Regions from separate parts of the Mus musculus genome. Here all the other regions are linked to region 1. Evidence: chromatin loops called from intact Hi-C (ENCODE). Cell type or tissue: heart. All regions are shown on one strand.

Region 1 (8,000 bases):
GCCACCACGCCCGACTCAACTGCATTTCTGATCCATTCAGCTACAGCTGCTGATCAAGTCTTTAAAGTCAGATCAGATCACACCTTTGCACTCAGCATTAGCATTTTCAAAAGCCAAAGATTTGATTAGTGTCTTCCTACTAGTAGATCTGGTATTGACTAGTGTCTTCCTACTAGTGGATCTGGTATTGATTAGTGTCTTCCTACTAGTGGATCTGGTGTCTTCGCATCTGCAGCTGAAGCCAATTTTTGCAAAAAGCCAGTGAATGTTTCTTTTTCCTATTCCTTCAAATTTGTCCAAAAAAAAAAAAAAAAAAAGGGGGGGGGGCTGGCGAGATGGCTCAGTGGTTAAGAGCGCCGACTGCTCTTCTGAAGGTCCGGAGTTCAAATCCCAGCAACCACATGGTGGCTCACAACCATCCATAACGAAATCTGATGCCCTCTTCTGGAGTGTCTGAAGACAGCTACATTGTACTTACATATAATAAATAAATAAATCTTTAAAAAAAAATTTGTCCTGGGCATTTAAGGCTGCCATCCGTCATAATGCCAAGGTTTCTTCATCATATAAGGACATATGACTTGCATCTCTACCTCCACGTACTGACCTTCCCCTAGCAGGGGTCTGTGGGAATGTTAATAACCCTGGTTCTGTTTCCCTAGCCTCTTCTATCCACTACAAAAGTCATTGTAACCATGACCCAGGTTCTAATATTGTTCTTGCCATATCTTTCCAGACTTGGATTATTCTAGGGTTTGGGTTTTTTTTGTTTGTTTGTTTGTTTTGTTTTGTTTTGTTTTTCTTTTCTTTTCTTTTTTTTTTTTTTTTCGGTTTGTTTTTCGAGACAGGGTTTCTCTGTATAGCCCTGGCTGTCCTGGAACTCACTTTGTAGACCAGGCTGGCTTCGAACTCAGAAATCCGCCTGCCTCTGCCTCCCGAGTGCTGGGATTAAAGGTGTGCGCCACCACACCCGGCTTGTTTTGTTTTTCAAGACAGGGTTTCTCTGTATAGCCTTGGCTGACCTGGAACTCACTTTGTAGACCAGGCTGGCCTCAAACTCAGAAATCTGCCTGCCTCTGCCTCCCGAGTGCTGGGATTAAAGTGCTACACCCAGCTTGGATTATTCTAGTTTTGATCACCCAAGAAGTCAAGATTTTTTTAGGTATGGCAAGTGCATGCCAACATTAGCAACACTTAACTTGTAAGTTCCCTTAAACTTTCCCAAGGCCAGCACGTCCCCAGGAAGCCGTCCACAGTCCTCTCAGGGGTGCTCAGCGACTGCTGGCCTGTCTGGACACTACATGGACAAGCTGCTGGCCTTTGCTGGACACTACATGGACAAGCTGCTGGTTTGGCTTGGTTTTCCTAACAACCTTTGGCTGGCTTTCTTTTTAATCTGTCAATATTTTAAACTCCCCTTTTAAATCTATGTCCATCTTCCATCCCTCTCCTGCGCCTGTGTCTCTGCTATCTTGTTCATTTAGATTTATAAATTTCTGTAACCTTTCTTCTAATGCTTCTCATCATATTTCACCTTTGTCTTTTTTCCTGTTTTTTAAGATATCCAAGTAATCTCTTCACTCTGATTTATAATTTTCTGTACTTTTTTCTAAGATTTGTGAATTTTTTCAAAGTCCTTGGTTTAAAAAAAAAAAAAAAAAAGATACAGCAAACCAAACTGCTTGTTAAGAATGAAGCTTAAGGGGAGGGGGTGGGAATTCCCGACGCAAGGCCGGAACTGAGAGACAGCAATGGAGTGAGACCCTCGGGAGTTTTCTCTGTATAGGTCCAAGAGTCACCGAGTTATCACAGCCACCATGGGGTCCTGGGGGAACCAGAGCTCCTGGTGTGGCGCCCAGAAGCAGTCGCATTGGAGCCCTCGGTGCCAGTAGGGCTGGAGGGGAAACTGGGGGCCCTGGTGCTGCTGCTGCTGACACTCATCGGCAGCCTGGTACCTGTCTGTGTGCTTCGAAGGTCAGGTGCTAACCATGAAGCTTCAGCCTCGGGCCAGAAAGCCCTGAGCCTCGTCAGCTGCTTCGCAGGAGGAGTCTTTTTGGCTACATGTCTTCTGGACCTGCTGCCTGACTACCTGGCTGCCATAGATGAGGCCTTGGAGGCCCTGCATGTGACGCTTCAGTTCCCCTTGCAAGAATTCATCTTGGCCATGGGTTTCTTCCTGGTCCTGGTGATGGAGCAAATCACGCTGGCTTACAAGGAACAGTCCAGTCCACCCCATTCGAAAGAGACAAGGGCTCTACTGGGCACAGTGAATGGTGGGCCTCAGCATTGGCATGATGGACCAGGGATCCCCCAGGCCGGCGGAACTCCAGCAGCTCCCTCAGCCCTGCGTGCTTGTGTCCCGGTCTTCTCCTTAGCCTTGCACTCAGTATTTGAGGGCCTGGCTGTAGGGTTGCAGCGAGACAGGGCTCGGGCAATGGAGCTGTGCCTAGCTCTGCTGCTTCACAGGGGCATTCTGGCAGTCAGCCTGTCCCTGCGGCTGCTACAGAGCCACCTACGTGTGCAGGTGGTGGCTGGCTGCGGGATCCTCTTCTCATGTATGACACCTCTGGGCATCGGGTTGGGTGCAGCTCTGGCAGAGTCAGCTGGGCCTCTGCACCAGCTGGCCCAATCTGTTCTAGAGGGCATGGCAGCTGGCACCTTCCTCTATATCACCTTCCTGGAAATTCTACCCCAGGAACTGGCCACTTCTGAGCAGAGGATCCTCAAGGTCATTCTGCTCCTAGCAGGCTTTGCCCTGCTCACTGGCCTTCTCTTTGTCCAAATCTAAGGTGCTTCAGGAGAAAAGGCAGGGGAGGTTGGCTATCAGGTGCCCCTGTCCTCCCTCCCTCCCCTTCTCAATTGGTGGGAAATAGAAAGAAGTGGAGAAGGAAAGTAGTGAGGACCAAAGAGTTCTCTTAGAGATAGGGATGGGACATTTGGACTATGAATAATGAGATGGAAGTGGGCAGAGAAGAGGCTAGCCCCAGACCCAAAGAATAAGAGATAGCGAAGTTACTACAGACGTGGTCAGGGACATTAGAAGGAGGCAGACTGCTACAGTCAGAGGCCAGGCAGTACATCTCAGAGACAAGCTGACAGAAGAACTGAGTTAGGCATCCAGCCTCATTGCGATAAAGATACAGAGGTTGTAAGTCAAAGCCAGTATCCTGTTGGTTCTAGCCCATCTCACCACTCTGATGGCTGAAATGGTTCCTCCTCCTTTCTTCCCTCCTACTCTTATATTTCTCTCTTGTCTTCCACTAAGGGACTAGTGCCAAATGGTCTCTCTGCCAGGTTTCATAATTTATCTGGCCTCTCCTGTCCTCACCTTTTTGGGTTTCTCTGTGTAGCCTTGGCTGTCCTGGAACTCACTCTTGTAAACCAGGCTGGGCTTGAGTTTACAGAGCTCCACCAGTCTCTGCCTCTGCCTCCTTAATGCTGGGACTAAAGGGGTGCCATGCCACCACTGCCTAGCTCACTAGTCTGTTGTTAAAGTGCCAAATACCCACCCACCCACCCTTTAGGTTTTTTTGACAGGGTTTCTCTGTATAGCCCTGGTTGTCCTGGCCTCAAACTCAGAGCTCAGTCTGCCTCTGCCTCCTGAGCACTGGGATTAAAGGTGTGTAGCACATGTATTGCTCACCTGCCCCCTTTTTGAAAGCACAGTGCTGAGGAGCTGGGGCCTGCCCAGCACCTCAGTAGAGACCTATTTGCTCTTTTATTTCGGCCCCATAATTTGGGGTGGGGAAGAAATGTTTACTGAACTGGTCTGGAGTGAGAGAAAAGTAGGTACTGACACCAGACACTACAGAAAGTAGACATGGTGGTCCATACCTAGAAGAAAACCAATAACCTGCCAAAACTTTATATCTGAGGAGTCCGGGGTGGAGGGAGACAGACTCCCTCCCTCAGGATTATTTTTGGGGAGGGAGGGCTGTGCATAGGTCTGTACTCTGTAGAATCTATTTTACTAACTGACCTGTTTTGGGATATGTTACCCAAATAAAAGATGTTTCTATACAAAAAAAAAAAAAAAAAAAAAAAAGAATGAAGCTTAAGCCAGGCAGTGGTGGTGCACACCTTTTTCCCAGCACTTGGGAGACAGAGGAAGGTTGATTTCTGAGTTTGAGGCCAACCTGGTCTACAGAGTGAGTTCCAGGACAGCCAGGGCTGCACAGAGAAACCCTGTCTCAGCCCCCCACCCCCCAAATGAAGCTTAATAATACAATAATTTTAATCAGCAATGTGCCAATTTTATTCATTACTTCCATCTTCCTCAAAATGTTTAAAATAGTGTTACATAAAGCCCAAAGCTCTTTATTGTGTTTTTCATCTTTATGTGTCTATTTTTCTTTAAAATTATCAATTTCACTTAAAACCCCTTTCACATGGTTAAAAGTTTTCTAGGCTCCAATTTCTTTGGTGTGTTCTTTGCTTCCCTCTGGTGTTTGACTCAGGACATTGCAGGGGATTTGGATTCTTCCACTCTCAGGTAGGGGTGGACTGAAGAGAAAAAATGCAGCTTCTATGATCTGAGCTTTTGGGCCACTGCTATGTTCTATCTATCTATCTATCTATCTATCTATCTATCTATCTATCTATCTATCTATCTATCTATCTATCTATCTATCTATCTTGTATATGTGAGTATGTACTGCCAGGGAAATGTTAGTGATTCTCCCCCAAAACAGACAGGAGCCAAACTAATGCAACTCACAGCAGGGTCTTTATTCTATTCCACCTAGCTTGGGTCCCCCCCAGCTCACTGCTGTCACGCAGGACGGTTTTGGTGGTGGTTGAGGTCAGAATATCTATCAGGACAAGGCTTTATAATAAGCAACAGGCATCTAATTGGAAAGCTGCTGTGACCTTTAACATAATTGGCTGGTGCTGGGAGTCATACCATAAATTAACTTCTGCTCCCGTCCACATTGGTGGTCGTTAGGCAGGGGGTGGGCTTGTAACCTGGGGATGCAGGTTTGTTGGGGGAATACCCTGGAGATGCTGGTCTTGTTGAGGGTGTAACCTTGAGACGCTGGTCTTGTTGGGGATTAGCCTAAAGACTGGAGCTAGGCTTTGGTTTTGTTGAGGGACAACTTGGAAACCAATGCAAGATACCAGCCTGTTAGTCTACCTGAGTTCAAACTTAGATCAAGTTCTCTAAAATGGAGTCTGAACTTAAAAGACTTGACCTCTCACCCCCTTCCCTTTCTCTTTCGACCAGAAGGCCCAATCACGGAACTTCTGAAGCTTCATGAAAACAGTGACAGGGCTATGTCTTTGTGGTGCCCCTGGGGCATGGGTAGGGGCATCAGTGGGAGACAAGAGGGAGTCTTGAGGCTGAATTCTCCTCCTGCTGGCCAGGGTCTTCTTCAACAGCAACTGGATGTGTGGTGGACTCTGTAGCACAGGGACCCTTTCAGCGAAGCTCTATGACCCCTGGCTGTGTCTCCAGGCTCAAGTTGATGGAGCTCCACAGGTGGACCTGCTTTATGGAAAGCACAATGCTATGCCAAACAAGCTTGTGCACCCACTGGGCACCCTCGAGATCATGTAACAGCTTCTGTCAGCAGGTGAACCAAACACAACTTCAAAAGGGTGAGTCCTACCTGGGTGGGGAGTTCTGAACTCTATAAAGGATGAAGGGGAGAGAGTCATCATCAGTCTCTAAGGTCAATTTAGTTAAGGTCTCTTTTAGGATTCTATTTACCATCTCTACCTGTCCTGAACGCTGGAGTCTGTCAGCACAAGGAAATTTCCAATCAATCTCCAAAATATTAGCTAATCTCTAACTTACCTGGGACACGAATGCAGGTCCATTGTCTGAGCCTATAAGCTTAGAGAAACCAAACCTTGGAAGAATTTCTTTCAGTAGTTTCTTTGTTACTATCTGCACAGTCTTATGCTTAGTTGAGAAAGTCTCAGTCCATCTTGAAAAGGTATCTATAAATACTAGCAAATATTTGTATCCAAATTTTCTTTTCTTTTTTGGTTTTGTTTGTTTGTTTGTTTGTTTTGTTTTTGAGACAGGGTTTCTCTGTGTAGCTCTGGCTGTCCTGGAACTCACTTTGTAGACCAGGCTGGCCTCGAACTCAGAAATCAGCCTGCCTCTGCCTCCCGAGTGCTGGGATTAAAGGCATGTGCCAACACCGCCCTGGCGTATCCAAATGTTCTTGGCTTTACCTCTGTGAAGTTCATTAGTCCATTTCCTGATAGACTTCTGGCTTAGTGCTTCAGTATTGAGTATTTTTGTTCTTTTTATTGGCAACTGCATTGGTCAATTGACAGGATTTATGGTTGTTTTGGGTGTTTTGTTTCTGTTTTTGTTTTTTAACAATTTCAGCTATTTTCGAGTTGGGATCTCTAATTCTGATGTGGGAATGGTGGACTAAGTTCTGAATTCTCTGGGGTCCCATGTTTGAAGAACAATGCATCTTTTTCAGTATGCTTATACCCATTTTCTCTAGTACAATTAGTTTGTAGTCAGCTGATCTCCATCATCTCTTATGACACTGATACATGGGCAGGCTTTTGGCCAAGATCCCATCTTCTGTCTGGTCAGAGGGTGTGGGATCTCCTGGATCTAGTGCAGTCAAGGAAATGAGGGGCCCAATTTTCTAGGATTACCCACTGGGCTGTCTTGTTGCTCTTTGGGATGGAGTTTAGTTCTTCCTTCTGCCTTCAGAGGGCCTCTCTCTATATAAAAATTACCCTAGATGTGAGCAGTAGCAAAGGCACCAACCATCTGTGTCTCTTGTCTTTTCTCAACTCTATTGCCTTGGTCAAAGCTGCCAGTTCAGCTTTCTGTTCTGACATTCCTGCCAGGAGTGGTTCTGCCCATATGATCTTGGTGTCTGAGACCATCACTGCCCCAGCATATCTCTGTCCATCCTGAATGAGGCAGTTGCCATTGGTGAACCATGTTACCTCTGCATCCATCTGAGCAGTCATGCAGAAGCCCATCAATCAAGCTCAGGGTCAGGCAGCAGGGCAGCTGAAACGTTATCCTGGGGGCATTCGAGAAGAGAGGATGGTAAGGAGTCATTCTGGCATCATCTTTAACCAGAAGGCTGCACAAACGGGGGTGGGAGGGCAGCTTCTGGCAAGTGGTATCAGATTGGCTATTGGCTGATGTCAGGGCCCCGAGTCTGGGTATGCATCCCCTGGGTCTAGGGAGGTCACCTGTAATTGGTAGAGTGTAGCCTCCCCTCTCCAGCCTGAAACCTGCTTGCTCAGGGGTGGAGCTTGCCGCTCAATCATTCTGCCTCGCCCACTGCTGGAGCCTGCCGCTTTGCTGTTCCGAAGCCATCACGTGTTCACCTGCAACCTTACTCCAAGATTATTTGGCAGGAATCGGCCCCTCCCCCTCCTTCATAACGGAGTGTCGGAATAGTAAAATTGAACCTTGAGCAGAGCCTTGTCTTGGTTCCGTCTTTATCTCGCGCTGCCTAGTCCCCTTCTTCTCTTCCAGGTTTCTAAGATGCCTTTCCAGACTTGAACCCAAACATGTGAGCTGCAGGCCGGACACAACAGTAGAGTAAGGCCTTCTTTGTCAAGGCTCAATAGCCCAATATTTTTAGGGCCTCTAAGATGTCCTGAGTCTTTGTTTTGTTTCTGTTGCCACTGGAAAGCCATTTATAAACTGATGAAGAGACTTGATCTTCATGTTTTAGCAAGACAGAATATTGAACTTTATTAAAAATCAACAACAACAGGAAAACTGTTGGGTTTCCCTTTTACTCTTAGGGTTACCCTGGGGTTGGGGATGGGGCACTTTTGACCTCAGGGCCTCCCTTAACTCCTTCTTCTGAAGTTGTCTGTTTTAGGCATCTCCTATGGTCTTCTAGTTTGTCCATGGCTGCCAACAGGATCTTTGCCCATTCTCGAATCTGTTGCTTCTCTCCTCTCATCTGCTTTTCCTCTGCAGTCTCTCTCTTTTTTAAAAATACTCTCTGTCACTATGACTAAGTTTCTCTGACTCCTTTCTCCTAACCTCTCAA
Region 2 (8,000 bases), 83 kb before region 1:
CACACACCCACATTTAATTGGGGATGGGTGGTCTTGTGTTTGTTTGCATATCTTTTGAGGTGTCTATATCCTGACTGTTCTAGGAATTTGCTATGTAGACCATGCTGGCCAGGTATCCAGAGATCTGCTTTCTTGAGTGTTGGGATTGAAGGCATGCTCTACCATCCCCATCTCTAATTTTTATCAGGTCTAATGGGTTGCAGTTACGTGATATAAGGAATTATAGGATGTTTCACAGCTCAAGCTACATCTGTACTGATTTTACCAGAGGCCTAGAATAGCTGCACCAGTTGGGTACAATAGGAAAATGTACCCTGTATGGAACCTTAGGCGCCTTCAGGCTGGCCAGTCTTAAAAGGCATCTTGGGTGTGGAGCCACATACTGGATGCTAGGCTTGCAGTCTGCCTGAGAATTTGAGCATAGGTGCTTGCATCAGACCGTTCAACTGCTCAGATGCCTTAATGATGGCTTCTGCTCCCAGCTCCTTTCCTTCCATGTGAGGGACTTACTCATTCAGCTTTCTGGTATAGGTGGTTCTGAAGCAGTATTCTATAGAGGGCTGGGGGCTTTCATTTGTGGTGAAGGGTTTGTCTACAATGTATAGAACCCAACATTTGCCCTCAGTGCCACGGAGGAAGGTAAAGCGTGCACATACAGAATCTTTTAGCCACTTGGAAACTACAGTCACTACCCTGGGAGTTGGGGTTGGGGGCTATAATCACATGTGCAGACAACTTTTCTTTCGAGTTGGGTTTGTGTAGCATTCATTGGCTACCTGGGACTCTATACTAGGCTATCCTTGAGCTCTACCTGCCTGCCTCTCCCTCATGATGGGATTGAGGACATGTGCCATCGATCCTGGCTCTTTTTTTCCTGTTTGAGATGACCAAAAGAGAGCTCTGAATCAGATTATTGGTTTAGCTTCTGGGAGTAGCAGTAGTACTTCCTGTTGAGTGAGGGTTTTTTTGTGAGGTGGGGGTGGGAGACAGGCTCACTCAAGAGGTCCATCTGGCCGGGCATGGTGGTGCACACCTTTAATCCCAGCAGAGGCAGGCGGATTTCTGAGTTCAAGGCCAGCCTGGTCTACAAAGTGAGTTCCAGGACAGCCAGGGCTACACAGAGAAACCCTGTCTTGGAAAAAAAAAAAAAAAAAGAGGTCCATCTGATAAAGTTGGACAGTGGTGGTGGCGCCCATCTTTAATCTTGGGAGGCAGAGGTGAACAGATCACTGAATTCTAGGCCAACTTGGTCTACAGAGCCATTCCAGAACAGCCAGAGCTACACAGAGAAACTGGGTTTCAGAAAAGGAAAAAAAAAATCCTTGTGAATGGTGGAATTACAGACATACACCACTGAGCCCCTCTTGAAATAACTTTTTCATTTTTAAAGATTTATTTATTTATTGTATATGAGTACACTGTAGTTGTACAGATGGTTGTGAGCCTTCATGTGGTTGTTGAGAATTGAATTTTTAGGACCTCTGCTCACTCTGGTCAGCCCTGCTCTCTCTGGCCCAAAGATTTTATAAGTATACTGTAGCAACAGAAGAGGGGGTCAGATCTTGTTATGGATGGTTGTGAGCCACCATGTGGTTGCTGGGATTTGAACTCAGGACTTTCAGAAGAGCAGTCAGCCACTCTTACCCGCTGAGCCATCTCACCAGCCTTCGGGAATATCTTTGACCTCTGAACTGTAGCACCGGCAACTCAGAGGGAGAGATTTATGGGTGTGATTCATAGTTTTCATAAGCTGTGGTTCTTTTTCTTGTTGCTAGAGGGTCAGAGATTTAAAACACTGCTCCTGCAAAGGACTTGGCTTTGACTCCTAGCACCTACATGCACTCAATATCTTCTGACCTCCAAAGATACAAGGCATCCACATGGTGCACACACACATGTGAACAAAACATTCCTATAGGCACATAAAAAAAGTCCTGCTGGGCGGTGGTGGCGCACGCCTTTAATCCCAGCACTTGGGAGGCAGAGGCAGGCGGATTTCTGAGTTCGAGGCCAGCCTGGTCTACAAAGTGAGTTTCAGGACAGCCAGGGCGATACAGAGAAACCCTGTCTCGAAAAAAACCAAACCAAAAAAAAAAAAAAAAAAAATCCTAAGAAGTTTTTTGTTTTTTTTTTTTTTTCTTTTTTTTTTTTTTTTTTTTTAATTTATTTATTATATGTAAGTACACTGTAGCTGTCTTCAGACACTCCAGAAGAGGGCGTCAGATCTTGTTACAGATGGTTGTGAGCCACCATGTGGTTGCTGGGATTTGAACTCTGGACCTTCGGAAGAGCAGTCGGGTGCTCTTACCCACTGAGCCATCTCACCAGCCCCTTTTTTTTTTTTTTTTTTTTTTTTTAGAAGTTTTAACAGTGAAAGTAGCCCTCTGCCTGGGTGTTGTGCCACACACTTTATCCCAGCCAGCACTTGGGAGGCAGAGGGAGGTGAATGGGTAGCTGAGTTTGAAGTCAGCAAATGCTATATGGTGAGTCCCTTTCTCGAACAAAAAGAGCAACCTCAGCAGCCTTCAAACGCACCATCCATCTCCTGCTTCAGCCTTTCTGGTGCTAGGATTGTAACCTTGTGTAGACTGGTTCCAGAGGTAGGTTCCAACTACTGCTACTCATAGGATGCCAAAAATGTTAGAGCCAGCCGGGCGTGGTGGCGCACGCCTTTAATCCCAGCACTCGGGAGGCAGAGGCAGGCGGATTTCTGAGTTCGAGGCCAGCCTGGTCTACAGAGTGAGTTCCAGGACAGCCAGGGCTACACAGAGAAACCCTGTCTCAAAAAAAAACAAAAAACAAAAAAAAAAAAAAAAATGTTAGAGCCAGAATCTCCCCTCAGACCTGTTGTTGTTGGTTGGTTGGTTGGCTGTTTTTTGGTTCTTCGAGACTTGATTTCTCTGTGTAGCCCTTCTTTTTGTCTTGGAACTTGTTCTGTAGATCAGGCTGGCCATGAACTCACAGATCTGACAGCCTCTGCTTCCCAATTGCTGGGATTGAAGGCATGGGTGTGGTGTGCTGGCGTTAACGCCAACCACGGTTCTGTCTGGCCCTCTGCACCAGGCACCATAGGGTCTTCACGACCACACCTGGAGGGCAAACCCCCACCCCCTATGTTCTGGGCAAATCCTACCCACCGGAGAAGTCCTGCCCTCACTCCCAGCCCCTTAAAAACCAACAAGGTTGGTTTGACTGATCTAATCCTTATGCTCACAGCACACAGTTACTGAACTTCCTCCTCAGCCCCTGTGGACATCCTTATGCTAAATCAGAACCTTGACTCCCGCTGAGTCAGAAAATGCGTTTTGCACAAGTCTGAGTTAGTTCGTATCTTATTTGGATCTGGCCATAATTTGGGTCAAGGTTTACTCCGTGACCAGGCCAGGCCCCAGCGCATGCTGCGGGCAAAGCTAGAGCAGAAATGGCCCTCGGCTTTCCCATCTCTAAGAACAGTTGCGGTGCAGAGCGTGACGCTGCTCCCGCGTGGCCGGGAGGGGGCGCTGCTCCCCAGCTCCTGCGGGGCGCGCGAGTCTCCGGAGGGGGCGCCCGACCGCGTGTCCCGCGCCACTTCCCGGGAAGTTTCAAGTTTGAAAGTCAGGCACTGAGACCCGGGCTTCCGGAACCGCAGTGGAGGAGAGGACTGGCGGGCAAGGCGCCATGGAGCCGGAGGGGGCTGTGCGCCAGGTGAACCAAGCGCACGCAGCGACCGTGTTTGCAACTCTGAGCACACGGTGCTCGGATCTTCACACTATTCTGGCCTCTCTGCCTGAGCCCTGGGTTAAGACGCTCTGGTGCCCAGGTCCCCGAAGTGACGGAGATCCAGCCCGGCAGCACGCCTGTTACCGTGGAATATGCCACCGGGGGTGGGGGTGGGGGTAAGATAGGTCAAGTTCCCTAAAATTCGATCTTCTAGAGACTTGCAGGAAGGTGGGAATTTGCCAGGAGCGCAAAGGTTGGAGTATACAGCCTTCCAAGAGGACTGGGGGAGCGGGGAGGGGGTGGGGGGAGCGGAGGGACGGGGAACGGGGACAAGATTGTGCGCGCAGTGGGCGTTGTCCCCAATACACCACACCCACAGGCTAGAACAAGTTGGCCACTAGAGGGATTTGGCTCAGCATTGTGCAAGGAACTCTTGGGTCCAACGAGGGGTCCACAATGTGGAGAGGTTCGGGTTAGATGTGTCACTTAAGCAGGAGAGAGAGATACTGTTCTATGCCAGGACAGTTAAAGGTGAGGTGAGATGTTTATGTAGAAGATAACACCCTAGTGTCAAGTCAGGACTTGAGGGGAAGGTGAAGTGCAGTAGACTGGAGCACCGCAGCCCTCAGGCAGCCTGAAAGGCTGGATCTCACCCCTCCCAGTACCCTTCCTCCGGAGATCCTTCTCGGCCTGTCTAGCTTATACACATTTTCCGATTTCCTGTGAGCCTCCGCCCTGCAGCAGCGGCAGCGAGGTGACTCAGGACCCCGGTGGCCAGCAGGCCCCCAGCTCTGTAAGAGCTTTGTTTGCTCAGGCCTTTGGCTCTGGCCCTCCTGCTTGGGGCAGCCAAAGGATTTCCTGAGCCTCGCCCTTGCCCTCTGACAGTTAAGGCAGGACGATCAACCTAGCTGAGGCCTGGGGCCCCTAAACAGAGTAGCCATTCTTTCATGGGGCTTAGGAGATGGAACACCGAAAGGTAAGGATAAAATAGTGTGGCTTCCAGGATCCTGGGGATAGGAAGGGGGTCAGCAGGAGTTGCTCTGGAATAAGGTCAGCCTCCGAGAAGTTTTCTCTCCCTGCCTTTGATGGTGCCTCTAATCTGGTGAACAGCTGTAGCTCCTGCTTGCCACTTCTGCCACAGCACCTGTCTGCCACACTATGTAAGGCAAAAGAAATAAGTTGTGGTGTTTTGGGCCACTGGCTGTCTCCTGCAGGGGACCTAGAGTGAATTCTTTGCCTACATTACCTCCCAGGTTCCGGTTGCTTCTCAGACCTAGGGAGAGCAGTGTGGCAGGCTGGGAGAAAATGGGATCACACTGTCCCTCGATCCACAGTGGCCACTCCTCTGTGTTGCCTGTGTGAGCAAGCCACCTAACTCTTCTTTCTTTGTTGCTCCTGTATAAAATAGGAATGAGAGCTAAGCATGTGGGTCTGTGTCAGAGCTCTTGTTTAGCACGCTCCAGGCTGTGGCTTCTTTCCCCAGGACCACAAAAGAGCGACTACTACCAAGGAGAAGGGAATTTAGTGTGTTGTTAGAGTGTAAACCTCAGTACCCAGAAGGCACTGGGCGAACCTGGTCTGTTTTCTCTCTCCCTTCTTTGAAAGGGAGACAGGAGCTAGACACTGCAGGGTTCTGAGACACTCTGGGGCTCTGCCTTTTGTATCTGTTCCCTCTTTGCTGTGGAGCAGGGTAGGCTAAGACTTCTCTGCCCTTTGCAGCCTGGGACTGGCCAGAGAGCCCCCAAGGATGAGAAAGAGATGGTCCGCCGAGCCATCCAGAAGGAGCTGAAGATCAAGGAGGGCATGGAGAACATGCGGCGCGTGGCCACAGACCGACGCCACCTGGGTCATGTGCAGCAACTGCTTAGGGCCTCCAACCGCCGCCTGGAGCAGCTGCATGGCGAGCTTCGGGAGCTGCATGCCCAAGTTCTGCTGCCAGCCTCAGCCGGTGAGCGAGGAGTCTGAATAAACCTGGGAACGGGAGACTCACGAACACAATCCTGGCCTTGGCTTTGACCACCCTATATCATCCACATGTTGTCTATACGGAAGGGAAGGGAAAAAGGCAAGCGCTGCTTCCCCGGGGTCTGAACTCTAGCCTTGTGTTGCAGAGCCAGTGACCTCGGAACCCCAGCCGCGGGCGGAGCAGTCCAGGGCTCGGCTCTCGGAGGCTTTACATAGGCAGCTGCAGGTAGAGCTAAAGGTAAAGCAGGGGGCTGAGAATATGATTCACACGTGTGCCAGCGGCACCCCCAAGGTAAGGGCTGGCGTCTGATGAAGAGGGGTAGGCCTGGCTTCTCATCTACCTGATGGGAGAGACGTAGCTCTCAGGTATAAGGATCACAAAGCCAGCCAGACCCTGTGCCAACAGGGAAATGCTACCCTGGCCCAGCTCCTCACCTAATGCTAGAAGTACAGGTAGGTGGGTGAGGCAAGTCTCTGACCCACACTGTCAGCAAAGCCCAACAACAGAAGGCTAGCGGAAGATCCAGCCGGCTGCCCGTCCAGCTCTTGGCAACCTACCCTCTCTTCTCCATCTGACAGAATCCTTACTACTTAGCTTGTCAAACTGATGAGTGTCAGGTTCCGCTCACCCCGCCAGCCTCCACCCCCCATTACCTAGTTCAACAAGGGAGGCTTGCCTGTAGTATCTTCCTTGTAGGAGCTTGAACCTTGGTATAACAGGGGAGGCTCAGCCCCACCCAGGCCCTGGTGGTCTGCCGTAAGCCCCTTCTGATGGGGCGAGTGTCACCTCCCCAGGAGAGGAAGCTCCTGGCGGCTGCCCAGCAGATGTTAAAGGACAGTCAACTGAAGGTGGCCCTGCTCCGGATGAAGATAAGCAGCCTGGAGTCCAGTGGCTCTCCAGAGCCAGGTGAGGCCTCTCAGGTCAGGGAGGGTGGCCCTCGATGGCCGAGGCTAAGGGTTCACCTCCGCCCTGCAGGCCCCGACTTGCTGGCAGAGGAGCTGCAGCACCGACTTCGAGTAGAGGCTGCTGTGGCTGCAGGTGCCAAGAATGTGGTGAAGCTGCTTGGTGGCCAGAGGATGCAGGACCGAAAGGCACTGGCCGAGGTCAGGCTGTGTCCCCGGCTCACTGCTGTCTCTACAGCTCTGTTTGGGTCTATCCACATGCAGTGGGGCCTGCACCCAGGGTTGCTGCCTGTGGAGGGTAGTAGTGAATACCCATGAGGTGTGGCCTGACCCCTTTAACCCATACCTGGTGTTTGTGTCTCCTTGGTAGGCCCAGGCCCAGCTCCAGGAATCCTCCCAGAAGCTGGACCTCCTACGGCTGGCCCTGGAATTGCTGCTGGAGAGGTTGCCTCCCACCCACTCTCTACGTAGCAGGGTGACCCAAGAACTTTGGATGGCAATGCTTGGGAACCCCCAACCTTTGGGGACACTTGTGAAACCTATTGCCTTGACAGGTAGGTAGCAAGGATTCCCTTTCACGTCAGAGGGTCCCTTACCTTTTAGAGAGGACGCTGAAGCATTTGGGAGAGAGTTCAGTCCTGCTGTGTGACCTTGGATCCCTCATGTTCCCACTCTGATTCTTGGTTTATCCATCTGTAACATAGATTCAATAGTAGTGACCCAGCATGATGGCGCACGCCTTTAATCCCAGCACTCGGGAGGCAGAGGCAGGGGGATGTCTGTGAGTTCCAACCTGGTCTTTAGAGTGAGTTCGAGGCCAGCCAGAGAGACATGGGAGAGACCCTAAGTAAACAAAGGGTGGAAGTGCTCTCCTGATCCACAAGATAGTTTTGTAAACCCAAAAGTTTCTGATGTTCAGAACACACTTGGAGCCTGGCCAGCGTGGATGGGATTTAAATGCCCGGCCTTCGGTAGGGAGTAGATTGACAATCAGTCCACTCCCTGGCAGCCTTGGGGCCTGGGCAGCTTGGACTACCTGTAAGTTCTTTCATGAGGTCTGTTCTTGTAGCAGCAGCTGACTGGCAGTCAACAGATCATGGGAGCTGCAAGCTAGAGCCCGGCTGGTGCCTGCTTCAGAACACAATAGATAGGGCTAGACAGAGCTCTGTTACTATTATCTTGGATAATCAAGGAGGGCTCCTTAGAACAGGGGGGAGTCTGAGCTTGGCCTTGGAGGGCTCTCGGGAGTGCTGATGGCCAAGCCAGCAAGTCCGGCAAGACAAAAGGAGCCTCTTGTTTAAAGGCAAAGAATTGGGGACACGTTGATAAAGTTCTTTCTTACTGCGTATGAGGTCCTGGGTTCAGTCCCAGCACCAAATTAACTGGGTATGGTAGCACACACCTACAACCCAACCCCCTGGGAAGTGAGGCAG
Region 3 (8,000 bases), 120 kb before region 1:
ATGGTGCCAGGGTAGTGGCAGGCTGCCCTGGCGACAACCCCACACCTCTTCAGCAACTCGATTTTGTTACAGTCATGGGCTTCCCCCAAGAGGGCCACCTCCTCCCAGGGTGAGCCAGCTCTACACTCTCTACCTGGTATACTGGCTGGTGCTGGTACTACTGTCCCTCTGGTAGAGCAAAGCAAAGCTCTAAAGAGACCTTGGAGCCTGAGGGGCACCACCCCAAGCCAGCAGCCCCCGTCTTACCGTCTGCTGCTGCTCAGTCCAGTTCACCTCATAGCCATCGAAGGCATGACTCTGCCAGTTGTTGTTCAGCTCCCGGATGACCATGGCCTCCACCCTCCGGAGAAAGGCTTCCAGCCTGAGGGTGTCATACTGGGAAACAGGAGCCATGGCCGCTGGCTCTTCGGGAGCCTCTGTCTGTACCTGGGCATCTGCATGTGTCCGGGCCTGGGCAGACGACTCGGCTGTGGCAATGCCCGCTGTCTGGCAACTTTTCTGGAAGGAGATTAAAACCAGGGTCATGACCAGCAAAATGGTCCAGTGGATAAAGGCACTGATTTATCACCAAGTCCAATGACCTGGATCCGATTCCCAAAGCCTACATAGTGGAAAGAGCAGACTCCTGAAGCTGTCTTCAGACCTGCATACACGGCTGTGCACACACACAGCTGGGGGATCGTTTCCTGGAAAGATGGCTTCGTGGTTTAAGAGCACATACTGTATCCTCTATGTGGTGGCACACTCCTTTAATCCCAGCACTTGGAAGGCAGGAACATACCGATCCCTGTAAGTTTGAGACCCGCCTGGTCTATTACCCTAGCTTGTTCTCTGTTTCTGGGATAAAACACTAACCAAAATCAACGCAGGGAGAAAAGTCCCTTTGACTTACAGTTAGATTTCATCACCAAAGGAAGTCAGGGCAGGAATTCCCGTTTCCAGGCAGATTCCCGCCTGCAGACAGGAACTGACTGTAGCAGAGAGCACAGAGGAGTGCTGCTCACTAACTTGCTCTCCATGGCTTGCTCAGCTCTCTAATCTTCTTCTACAGGCCAGGATCATCTGTGGAGTGGCACTGCCCATGGTGGGCTGGGCCCTCAATAGCAACTATTAATCAGGACAATGTGATATAGGCATTTTTGCAATCGATGTCCCCTCTCTACAAATGACCCTAGCTTGTATCAAAATCAAGAGTCTTGTCAGGCGTGGTGGTGGTGGCTCACACCTTTAATCCCAACACTTGGGAGGCAGAGGCGGGCAGATTTCTGAGTTCAAGGCCAGCCTGGTCTACAGAGTGAGTTCCAGGACAGCCAGGGCTATACAGAGAAACCCTGTCTCAAAAAAACCAAAAAAAAAAAAAAAAAAAAAAAAAAATCAAGCGTCTTTCTTTCAGACAGGTATTCATGACAAGCCAGTGGGGAGAAAGCCACCCTTCCTACAGCTTCACCTCCTCCCTGCCGATTAAGCACAGGACCCACCTGGGGAGAAGCTGTAGGCACAGACCAAACCAGAGCCACAGCCACCCTTGTCATCATCTTGTCTATCAAAAGAGGCTCTTGGGAAAGAGGCCCAGACCTCTGCCACCCACCAAGGTTCTGTATATGAAGCCCCTATAGGCTGAAAAACCCTAGAAATTGGGTTCAGTGCCTTTCTCAGCCCCACAGGATACTACATTCAGACATGGTCCCTGGCAGCCAGCTGCTGTATTATTAACTTCATACTTGCTCAGAATTCCCAGGTGGCAAACCTCCAACACAGGGTCCCATCTCACCATTTATGCATGTCTGGCACTTCACATGGTGTTTGGGAAGCAGATGTGTATTTATGTACACACACACACACACACACACACACAGGGGTGCTTGGCTCTGGCAGGCCTGAAGGGGTTGGCCCCACAGCCAGCCACATGGGAACAGAAAAGGCCTTGCCAGTCCCTTCAGGCTCAAGTGAGGGAGAACCAATTGGGAGCTGCTGTGTGGAGACTGCTGGAGCCAGTCCTACAGTGAGCAAAGGGGACAGAGTCAAGTCTCAGGTAGAGGCAGGCTGGTGCCAACAACACTGGTGGCTCCTACCTGTGGTCTCAGAGCTTGGGAGGCTCCTCTGGGCTCCACACATGTGCACATATAGCCACAAAGTAATGATGGTAGATTCCAATTTCTGCCTCTCAGAACCAGATGTCTGGTCCACATGGAGGTCTTGAGGTATGCACACCACAGGGTCCACTGTGAGCTGTTTGGGTGGTGTCTGCTACTTACTGTCAAGGTTGAGCCAATAGAGGGAGGGGCTGGAGCAGCAGGGGTAGTCAGCGCACGCTAAAGCAGTGGTTCTCAACCTGTGGGTCTGGACCCACTTGAGGGTCATATACCAGATATCAAGCATATCAAATATTTGTTATAAGCCAGGCATAGTGGAGCACACCTTTGATCCCAGGAGGGCAGAGGCAGGCGGATTTCTGAGTTTGAGGCCAGCCTGGTCTACAAAGTGAGTTCCAGGACAGCATGGCTATACAGAGAAACCCTGTCTCGAAAAACCAAAAAAAATAAAAAAATTTTTAAAAAATTGTTATAATTCACAACAATAGCAAAATTAGTTGTGAACAGCAAGGAAATAATTTTAAGGCAGGAGGTTACCCCAACATGAGGAACTGTATTAAAGTGTCGCAGCATTACATCAGGAAGGTTGAGAAACACTGCTCTAAAGGGATCTCTGGACTGGTCCAACTCCCTGCTCAGTCCTGGAACTTGGATTGATAGAGGAAGCAGCTGCCCACCTCGCCAGGACAGCAGCCGAGGACAAGCCATGCTAGACCTAGGACAAGTCAGGGGTCAACGCATCAGCCCAGGTGGACAGAGCCAATGTCTTCAGTGGTCAGAGCGCTGTGGTCATTATGGTGTGAGGGTACGTGTCTTTAATTCCAGGACTCAGGAGGCAGAAGCCAAGACAGAGGCAGGAAGACCAGGCTAGACTGGTCTACACAGCAAGTTCCAGGACATCCTGAGCTATTCTGTCTAAAAAAAGAAAGGAAAAAAAAAAAAAAAAAGAACAGAAAATGTGATCTAACTCAGCCACATTGACTAACAGCTACAATGCTACCACACAGAAAGTGGAGGTGGGGGTCACACCTTGTCCTTGGCTACATATTAAGTTTAAACCCAGCCGGGAGGCACTGGACTTTCTTTAAATTGTTTGGCTTTTTTTTCTGTTTGTTTGTTTGTTTTGTTCTTTCTGGTTTGTCTGTTTGTTTTTCTTTGTTTTTTTTTTTCTTTGTTTTTTTTTTTTGGTTTTTCAAGACAGGGTTTCTATGTGCAGCCCTGGCTGTCCTGGAACTCACTTTGTAGAACAGGCTGGCCTCGAACTCAGAAATCCACCTGCCTCTGCCTCCCGAGTGCTGGAATTAAAGGCGTGCACCACCACGCCCAGCCTGTTTGTTTTTCGGTTGCTTGTTTTCAGAGGAAAAATAAAGAGTGTGGATTTGGGTGAGGGGAGGAGTTGGGAGGAGTTGGGAAGAGGGACCCTGATCAGAATATGTTATGTGAAAAAAAAAGATTTTAAAATAAAAAATAATGGCCCACGCACACGCGCATGTGTGTGTGTGCGCGTATGTGTGTGTGTTTCTGATTCTGGGGTGAAGCCCAAGGCCACAAAGTCAGCCCCTTCACCCTCTTTTCTGATGGACCCTATTCACCTGGTCTTGACAACGAACAAGAGGCCATCAGAGTCCCTTGGCTTCTCCAGGCCTCAGGTCTCCTCTACCCCACACCCCCATCCATGACTGTTCCCTTCCAAGGCCTGTGTGAACACTCGTTGATATACACTCGATGTGAGAGCACTATAGCAGACTCGCACCTATCTGACCCAGTGTTAAGGACATGTAATACCTCTTAAGAGCACTGAGCAAGGGGGCTGGAGAGATGGCTCAGCAGTTAAGAGCACTGACTGCTTTTCCAGAGGACCTGAGTTCAATTCCCAGCAACCACACGGTGATTGGCAACCATCTGTAATGGGATCTAATGCCTCTTCTGGTGTGTCTGAAGAAAACAATGGTGTACTCATACATTAAATATATATGTGTGTGTGTGTGTGTGTGTGTGTGTGTGTGTGTGTGTGTATACATGGACTAAGCAATGCAGATCCAGCAACCAGGCCCAGCGTCCCTCCAGCGTGTACTGTCCACATAAACTTGCTCTCACCCTGAATATGCAAGTGCTGTTTCTCCCACTTCCAGGGTCTGAAGATGAAGATGAAGATGACCTTCAACTTCTGGTCCTCTTATTTCTACCTGGAATTATAGGTATATGTCCCATACGGACACACACACACACACCCAGCCACACCCCTAGCTGAACTTGGCTCTGAGTGCTTCTGCAGCAAACAGCTACTCAAAAGACTTGGACTCAAGGGAGAGGCCAGGCCGGGAGATGAGCTGTATGCAGTAATCGCTACATTTCTGGTTAGTCTGGGTCTTTTCACAAGGCCTTAAAAAGGATCTAGAGACAAAAGTGTCACACACCTTAATCCCAGCACTCAGGAGGTGGAGGCAGGAGGATCGTCCTAAATTTGAGGCCAGTTTGAGCAACAATGTCTCAAAGCAGGGAAGGGGGCCCCAAAGCAGGGAAGGGGGCCCCAGGCATGCTGGCATGCCTGTCAGCCCAGTACCAAGACTTTGGTGGGAGAAGCCACAGGTTTACTTAATGGCACAGGCTCCAGCAGAGGGCGCCATGCATGTGCCGTGCTAGACAGGCAACACCCCAGAAGGCATGCCTGGAGAGAAGGGTACTCAACCATTCACATTTAAGTGAGCAGGAGACAAGCACAAGGCGCCTACCCTGCAGTCCAGGGGATGTAAAGACAGAAACTGTTCAGCTCATATGTCCTAGGTTTCTCTCAAGGAACTCAGGGCTCCTCCCTGAGGAAAAGGTCCTGTCCTAGAGATGAGTGTGCACTGAAAGCAACTCCACACCACACAACTGCACACTTTAAAAGAGCAAGGTGGGGCCAGGCGGTGGTGCATGCCTTTAATCCCAGCCTCCTGGAGGCAGAAGCAGGCAGATCTCGGAGTTCAAGGTCAGCATGGTCTCTATAGAGCGAGATCCAGGACACAGAGGGATACACAGAGAATCCCTGCCTTGAAAATTCAAAGCAAACAAACAAAAAAGAGCAGGATTGGGCTCAGCCAAATGGCTCAACAGGCAAAGATGCTCACCACTGAGCCTGTCCTTCAAGACCTGCACAGTGAAAGGAGAGAGCTAACTCCCACACTGTCCCTGTGACAGACATGCACTGTGGCATTTACACTACTGCCCACCACACACAAAATATAACAATCTTAAAAATAAAAACATAAAATAAAGCCAGGTGTGGTAGCGCACACCTTTAATCCCAGCACTCGGGAAGCAGAAGCAGGTGAATTTCTGAGTTCGAGGCCAGCCTGGTCTACAGAGTGAGTTCCAGGACAGCCAGGGCTACACAGAGAAACCCTGTCTCAAACCACCACCACCCCCCAAAAAAAAATCATAAAATAAAAATCAAAGATCATAGTGGAGCAGCCAGCCGTGCAGGCAACTGAGGCAGAAGGATCACATGACCCCAAGGGTCTGTAATAACCTGAAGACTGGTTTATTTTACGTCTATGTGTGCTTTGCCGAGAAGACAGTGGCTGTTTTGGAACTGGATTCAAGATCTGAGTCCTCTTCAGGAGTAGGGAGTGCTCCCTCCCTACTAAGCCACAGTCTTGGCAGTCCACCTGGTACATGTAGACTTTATTTACCATTATCCTTTTTTTTTTTTTTTTTTGAGGCAGGGCTCATGGAATCTAGACTAATCTAGAACTCATTATGTAGCCAACGCTGGCCTTGAACACCTGACTCAGTGTCCGCCCTGCACCGCCCGTCCCCCCCACACCCCCAACCCACAGTCATCAGCTACCAGACCTGGCTACCTTCTCCTCAGAGGATAGACCTCCTGGTACTTTTGACAGCAGACTGAGTTATGCAAGTAGTTACTAACTCCAGCTCAACATAAAATCGGGTTCCCAGATCACACCAAACACCTGCTGTCCAGGGTCACAGCAGGCTGCAGGCCGTATGCACCGCTAGGGCATCCCAGAGGTTCAAAGCACTGGAGGGACAGATACTCAAACTCTAACCCTCTGCCAAGGGAGCAGCACCACACTTCCATATTCGCCATGGTACTTCCCACAAGAACTAACACAACCCACTAAGAAACAACCACGGGCTGGAGAGCTGGCTCAGCGGCTAAGAGCACCCACTGCTCTTCCAGAGGTCCTGAGTTCAATTCCCAGCAACCACATGGTGGCTCACAACCATCCGTAATGAGATCTGATGCCCTCTTCTGGTGAGTCTGAAGACAGCAACAGTGTACTTATGTATGACAATAAACAAATCTTTGGGTTGGAGTGAGCAGGGACTGAGCGAGCGGGGTGGACCGGAGTGAGCAGAGATCCTAAAATTCAATTCCCAACAACCACATAAAGGCTCACAACCACCTGTACAGTGTATGCATATACATAAAATAAATAAGCAAATATTTTTTTTTAATACACAAACTGGGCATGTGGTGCACGCCTTTAATCCCAGCACTCGGAGGCAGAGGCAGGTGGATTTCTGAGTTTGAGGCCAGCCTGGTCTACAGAGTGAGTTCCAGGACAGCCAGGGCTACACAGAGAAACCCTGTCTCGGGGAAAAACACACACACACACACACACACACACACACACAAAAGAACAAAACATGCAAACACACTCACTGCTCTTCAGAGGAGACCATTGGCTCGCAGCCCCAGGACCCCAGCATCTGACACCCTCTTCTGGCCGCCCAGAGTACCACAATCTCACATAGTATACAGACAGAACACTCTTACACATGAAATAACTAAATGTGAATATAAGGCTTTCTTCCCAGTGCACTGCTGAGAGGCAGTACAGCACCACCTGCCCATGCTGATCTCTCGAGAGGAGATGGCCAGAGAGCAAGGTACTTACAGCCCAGGCTTCCTGACGGGAAGGAGACTGGAAACACCATCTTTCTGCTGCTTTGTTGTATTGTGAAACACGGTTTCTCTGTGTAGCCCTGGCTGTCCTGGAACTCACTGTGTAGACCAGGCTGGCCTCGAACTCAGAGATCCACCTGCCTCTGCCTCCTGAGTGGTGGGCCTATAGGTGTGCACCACCACCACCTGGCTGACTGGAAGCATCTTAGCAGTTTACTAAAAGGAAATGAAGTTCTGTAAATGATCTTTAATCCAGCACTCTAGAAGAGGTCACTGGATCCCTAAAGCTGGAGTTACGGACGATGGTGAGCCACCTTGTAGACAATGAAAGCTCAACCCGGGTCCTCTGAGAAGGCACCCAATGCTCTGTACTGCTGAGCTGGCTCTCCAGGGCCTCCAAAATAAATGTCTTACATTTTGTAAGTTATGCATGTGTGTGTGTGTGTTGAGAGAGAGAGAGAGAGAGAGAGAGAGAGACAGAGACAGAGAGACAGAGACAGAGAGATCCCCAAAGAGTTCGGGAGAGGGTACTGCGTTCCCTGAAGCTAGATTTACAGATGGTTGTGAACCACTAATGTGGTGGGTACTGGGAATAGAACCTGGGTCTTCCTGAAGAGCAGCAAACGCTCTTAAGCACTCTCCAGCTCCAGGTTAGACTTTCTAGGTTGAAGGGACAGCCGGGGATGGGGTACTTGCACAGGCTGAGGCAGTGCTGGATCCCAGAGCCTCCTAGCATTCCCACTTCCTTTTGCTTGCTGTTATTCTGCTGCAGTGCAGTAGTGAACCAGGGCTGGTCCACTCTGGGCGACCACTGTGCCATGGAGCAGTGCCCACCAGCCTCTAAGCTGTGTGTGCACTGTACATGTGCGGCTGTCTTTAAGGATCGTATTTGTACTTATGTGTGTATGTGTGCATCTGGGTGCCTCCCCAAGTGTGTGCTGGAGTCTGCAGAAGAGGACATTGTGTCCCCTAGAGCTGCCATTACATGCAGC

The links. Peaks named below come from ENCODE experiments on the same cell type or tissue, not always from the same donor. Only the 100,000 strongest peaks of a DNase experiment are listed, where the experiment ranks them.
Region 2: a loop joins it to region 1, with 3 times the contacts of the local background. A loop is called at or near these places in 7 of 42 quality-filtered maps.
Region 3: a loop joins it to region 1, with 11 times the contacts of the local background. A loop is called at or near these places in 9 of 42 quality-filtered maps.

Annotation. Positions count from the first base shown.
Region 1 is chr2:30,157,579-30,165,578 of GRCm38, forward strand. It overlaps Gm31080 (a long non-coding RNA gene), which reads left to right and starts at 5,028. Exons shown (of 4, transcript XR_866091.1): 1 at 5,028-5,598; 2 at 6,826-7,033; 3 at 7,472-7,537. It also overlaps the pseudogene Slc39a1-ps. In heart, a CTCF peak has its summit at 4,444 (motif pointing left); no DNase peak of the experiment used is centred here.
Region 2 is chr2:30,074,116-30,082,115 of GRCm38, forward strand. It overlaps Pkn3 (protein kinase N3), which reads left to right and starts at 4,583. Exons shown (of 22, transcript NM_153805.2): 1 at 4,583-4,675; 2 at 5,419-5,647; 3 at 5,811-5,956; 4 at 6,460-6,571; 5 at 6,641-6,768; 6 at 6,938-7,121. The coding sequence starts at 4,661. In heart, a CTCF peak has its summit at 4,130 (motif pointing right); DNase peaks (open chromatin) are centred at 3,536, 4,066, 4,466, 6,446 and 1 weaker place; H3K4me3 peaks cover 2,732 bases; H3K27ac peaks cover 3,442 bases.
Region 3 is chr2:30,037,929-30,045,928 of GRCm38, forward strand. It overlaps Wdr34 (WD repeat domain 34), which reads right to left. Exons shown (of 9, transcript NM_001008498.2): 2 at 247-498. Among named protein-coding and RNA genes, the nearest start is that of Wdr34, 7.0 kb to the right of the region's middle. In heart, CTCF peaks have their summits at 4,702 (motif pointing right) and 6,385 (motif pointing left); a DNase peak (open chromatin) is centred at 4,703.